Regions from separate parts of the Mus musculus genome. Here region 1 is linked to region 2. Evidence: chromatin loops called from intact Hi-C (ENCODE). Cell type or tissue: heart. All regions are shown on one strand.

What was found. Peaks named below come from ENCODE experiments on the same cell type or tissue, not always from the same donor. Only the 100,000 strongest peaks of a DNase experiment are listed, where the experiment ranks them.
Region 1: it touches region 2 in a loop (2.1-fold over the local background); 1 of 42 quality-filtered maps calls a loop at or near these places.

Annotation. Positions count from the first base shown.
Region 1 is chr19:42,143,301-42,145,800 of GRCm38, reverse strand. No RefSeq gene overlaps it. Among named protein-coding and RNA genes, the nearest start is that of Marveld1, 2.8 kb to the left of the region's middle. In heart, a CTCF peak has its summit at 1,077 (motif pointing left); a DNase peak (open chromatin) is centred at 1,060; H3K27ac peaks cover 364 bases.
Region 2 is chr19:41,932,332-41,934,831 of GRCm38, reverse strand. It overlaps Exosc1 (exosome component 1), which reads left to right and starts at 1,518. Exons shown (of 8, transcript NM_025644.4): 1 at 1,518-1,580; 2 at 1,668-1,783. The coding sequence starts at 1,550. It overlaps Zdhhc16 (zinc finger, DHHC domain containing 16), which reads right to left and starts at 1,387. Exons shown (of 11, transcript NM_023740.3): 1 at 1,167-1,387; 2 at 1-94. In heart, a CTCF peak has its summit at 1,443; a DNase peak (open chromatin) is centred at 1,421; H3K4me3 peaks cover 2,500 bases; H3K27ac peaks cover 1,284 bases.

The DNA of each region.
Region 1 (2,500 bases), 210 kb before region 2:
CTTCTTGCCATGACACTGTAACAAGAGTTTTAGTGGTAAGGGTATCTCTTCACAGCCATAAAACCCTAACTAAGACACTAAGCAAGCCACATTTGCCTACAGGACAATGCCTGCATCAAACCACAGCTGATCATACACTTCAGAGTCCCATCCCCTTGGCCTGGAACAGTAGGTGCCCTTCCCTGCAGCCTGGTTCCCCTTTGAAGAAAAAAACTTTGGCCTGTCACTGCCACCCCAGTACATACTACTCAAGAAAGCTCCAGATGCATATTATAAATGCTTAAATTGTGGTGTGTAGCATACCCACACAAGACAGCATAGCCTTTCTTACTTGAGTTCTGTCCCTTAGCAACCAGCAAGTGCCAACACTTGAGAACAAGAGTGAGTTCTTCACTCCATTGCTCACTCCATCGTCGGGCACGGAGGAGGGGTTTCCCAGCCCTCTGTGCCTGATTACTTCATCTGTAAAATAATTTCATGCAGCAAGCAGACAATGAGAGCTTATTAAACACTGAGCACCATTTTAGAGGCCAGGGATGTAAGATATGTGTGGTTTGGGGAAGGGGATGTTTATTGTGCTAGACCCCGTGGAAGAAGTTGTATTTACTGCTCCTGGTGATGGTGTTCTGAGCTCTGACCCACCAATAGGGACCAAGAGTGGGTTCAGAGCGTTGAAGCAGTTGACCTTGTTTCAGGAGCTGCTAGGGCACAGATGAAGATGACTTCTCATCCACAATCCTAGCACTTTTATATATTTCTCATGTTCTGTTTACAGCTACACTGGCAGGGACCCAGAAAAGTGACGCAGAGTCTGTGTCCCACTGGAAAATCCAGACCTGTATGTTCTGATCCTAACTTAGCAGCCCCTGGAACGATGTGCTTAGTGCCCTTGCCTATGGCTGAGACTCTAAAGTGCATCTAGCAGTTGAATCTGGATGCTGGACCGCTGAAGGGAGCAGGGAGCCTATTAACATTAGGAGGAAGGAAAGAATTCTTCCATCTTAAAAAAAAAAAAAAAAAAAAAAAAAGGCAGCAGGAGATGTGTGGGTTAGGGCGCCACCTGGTGGACATGAACTTTCAGCTTCAAGCGTCTCCACTGGGCTCCTTACATGGAAGAGTTCTTTCAAAAGCTTTGGGACGATATTTTTAGCTTCTGGAATCTTGAAAACATTCTAAAAGGAGGCGGAACAGACTCTCTGGAAAAGTGTAAGTATACAGTTTTAGAGAAAAGCTTTGATTCTGTCCTACTCAATAAATCTAAGCACCTTCCAGATACAAACACAGAATGTCAGAAGGAAGAGGACTTTTTTTTTTTTTTTTTTTTTTTTTTTGAGATAGGGTTTCTCTGTGTAGCCCTGGAACTCACTCTGTAGAACAGGCTGGCCTCGAACTCAGAAATCCGCCTGACTCTGCCTCCCAAGTGCTGGGATTCAAGGTGTGCGTCACCACTGCCCGGCGGAAGAGAGTTTATTCCTGTTCTCAAGTGTTGGCACTCACTGGTTGCTAAGGGACAAAAGAGGTCAAGGAAAGGAAGGTTATAAGCAAACCACAAAAGAGGAGGGAGTTTTGACAGGACGACTGGGGAATTTTCAGTCACAAGTGTCATAGAGGGTGGGTAGTACTCAGACAAGAGGAAACTGAAGACAAACTTTGGGTGGGGCTATCCCCAGGGGGCTCTGAGCTTGCTGGAGTCTCCCCTGGGTATACCCAGAATATAAGACCATGGCACATATATGACCCCTCTTTGTGTGTACGCAGCCTGCAACCTGGGGATAAGGCAATTCGTTTCTCCATAGAGGAGGAGAGTTTTGCAGTTAAGTGACTTGATTGTTGTTGTTGTTGCTGCTGTTGTTGTTTTGTTGTTGTTGTTGTTTTTTCAAGACAGGTAGCCCTGGCTGTCCTGGAACTCACTTTGTAGACCAGGCTGCCCTTGAACTCAGAAATCCACCTGCCTCTGCCTCCCGAGTGCTGGGATTAAAGGCGTGCGCCACCACGCCCGGCTTAAGTGATTTGTTAATCCAGTCCCTCACAGGGTCCCCAGGCCACAAGCAGCCTGAACTCTGGATAGGAGCAGGAGCTAGGGACAAAAGTCTGGGCCTGGGGGCTGGTGAGATGGCTCAGTGGGTAAGAGCACCTGATTGCTTTTCCGAAGGTCCGAAGTTCAAATCCCAGCAACCACATGGTGGCTCACAACCACCGGTAATAAGATCTGACTCCCTACTGATCCATTTCTCTAGCCCTGTGTCAATTATATATTTTTTATTTTATTTATTTATTATATGTAAGTACACTGTAGCTGTCTTCAGACACTCCAGAAGAGGGAGTCAGAACACCCCTGGGGTCTCTTCTTGATGGCAAGACATCAGGGGCAACAGTGAGCACCTGGGGACCTTGTGGTCTGGTTAGCTAACATCCCATGGAGTGGGCAGGCGGTGGGATAAGACTGCTATTCAAATTCCTTTTCCAGCTGTCCAGGCCCAGACTTTTTTTTTTGAGTCTT
Region 2 (2,500 bases):
ATGCAGAACAGGAAAGGCTGGCAGCTGTACAGGAGCCAGCAAAGACACTCTCACCAATGTGATAACACCCAAGTATTTGCTGCGCTCATCCTTTCTGATTAACAAAGAAATAAAACCAGTATTAGAATCATAGCTCTAGAGATCAATAACCTAGAGGACAAATCAAACCGGAAATCAAACCCGTAAAATGGAAAGCTTGTGGTGCCTATCAACTCTGAGTGAACAGAGTGAGACCAGGACCCTCTCCCCTCAGCCTAATGGGATATCAGGATAATGACGAGGCTAGAAAAAGACGTATTAAATGGGCCACAAGTGAAAAAGTTTTCCCTCAGGAAACAGAGAAAAAGCAAAGTCGTATTTACATCTAAATGTGGCGGGAAGGCACGAATGACCTGAATGCACGGAGGAGGAATAAAGCCAGCATAATTTCTCCACACTCCAAGTACTGCCACCTCTCAGTAGGACCCACAGGCCACAGTGGCCATCTGCCACCAGATTAGAGATTAGCAGGCAAGAGCACTCCCCTAAATCACCATCTGTATCTCAAAGAAGCCTGGCTGACAGGGAGGGAAGGGGAGAGAGCAATAAACTCCAGAGCCAATAGATGAAAGTGAGATCAAAGTCATGGCAAATTTCATCCGGAAAAAGCTGCTGCTCCCGGAACCTTTGCCACCTCAAGCTGATGTCAGATATCAATAAAGCACAATATTCTATTAATGAAGGCTTCTTTCCCGGCTAACATGCTAAAAGGGAAAAAAAAGCAAAAGGAATGCTATGCTAACGTCAAGCTGCTCATTCATAGTTAAGGAGCTCACACTCTATAGAGTATCTGCCTGCAAGAGAAGAAACTGTCGTTCTACAAAACTAGAAAAAGGTTGTGTCTCCAGGTGCAGCAGGGTCCATCTATGATGGGCTCAGGTCCAAAAAAAAAAAAAAAATCGGCTTAAGCTTGGGCTGTCTCGAACCAACTTCGACACTTTGTTGTACAAAGCAAACCTGGATCTGAGTCTTCAAACTCATGAAATGGGCGAGTTGGGGCTGAAAATGCGTTCGGACCTAGGAGGACGCATCCACGCAGGGCAGGTCGTAGAGAGATCAGGAACTTAACTTAAAGGCCTGGACACCGGGACTCGGATGGGAAGCAAGAACCGCGCCTTTACTCTTACCTGCCTCCTGCCAGCTTCTCAATCAGCCAGATTAGGCCCAGTCTCCCTGTCCGCCACCCACTGCCTCCCCTTCCAGCTCAGGACCCAGGCCGGGCCGAGCTAAGGCTGACCCACCATGGCCCTCAGCCCACAGCGCTAGCCAGCGGACCGGGACCCGCCGCCCGCCCATCACCACCCAGCTGCGCAGGCGCGAGGCCCGGAGCCCGCAAAGGCACGCCCAGAGATCTGTCCCGGGGCAGCCTGGGAAATGGAGTCAGACCTCGCTCTTACACCCCGTGCGGTCGAAGGCGCCAATTGGTACTCGTGTAACTGCGAGGCCGCTCCTCTAGCTGACCAATGAGAAGTCGTCTTGGTTCTCATCCGGGTTGTGGATGGTGGCAAGCATGGCACCACCGGTGAGGTACTGCATCCCCGGTAAGTGAGCGGTCTCCGCACGCAGTTCCAGGCTGTGTGGCAACCAGCTTCTGGGAGCCCGTGGCTGAGGCAGCTTGTCTTCTGCAGGCGAACGTCTGTGTAACTTGGAGGAAGGCAGCCCCGGCAGCGGCACCTACACCCGGCATGGCTACATCTTTTCGTCGCTGGCTGGCTGCCTGATGAAGACCAGCGAGAATGGCGCGGTAAAGGAAGCGGCTACCCAGCGCGCGTTCCCTCTCCGGGTGCCGTTGAGTTCCGGTCCTTGGGCACAGGCAGAGCGGGCGGACGCGTCTTTGGTGGCTCAGCCGCAGAACGCTTTGGTCTCCCGGCTGTGATCTCTGCGCTGTGCTGAAGCACACCGGCCGCACACCCGTTAGGTTAATCTGACTTAAGTTCTGTGGATGCACACAGAAGGAAGTGGAGGGAAAAGCACGCAAATGTAAGAGTAGCCCAGCCAGCCGAGAGCTTCCTCACGTGGTACATCTCGACTACCCCTCCGCTTTCATGTGTCCCACGTCACTGACATCAATGTAGTAATGCTGGCGATTTCCAGTGTCTTAGTGCACTAAGCTCGCTCTTGTCGCGAAGCCTGTGCAATTCACGTGTCGTCTATCTGGAACACACTCCTGCTCAACCCCTTTATTTAATCGGTTTTTTTAGTTGTTTTTTTTTTTTCCCAGAGAAGCCCTTCTGGACCTTCTGACTAAAAAAAAGTGGGTTTGGTGGCAGAAGGATCGATATGCCCAAGAATCTCCCTCCAGGGCACTTATTTAAATGTTACTCTTGATCACTAGATTCTTGCCCAACTAGACATTTAAGTGGAGCCACGATTGGTGGTACACCAGCGTATCCCCAGCTTCTAACAGGCACAGATAAAAGCAATCGTTGATACATGTAAGACGATAAAAAATAAATAAAAA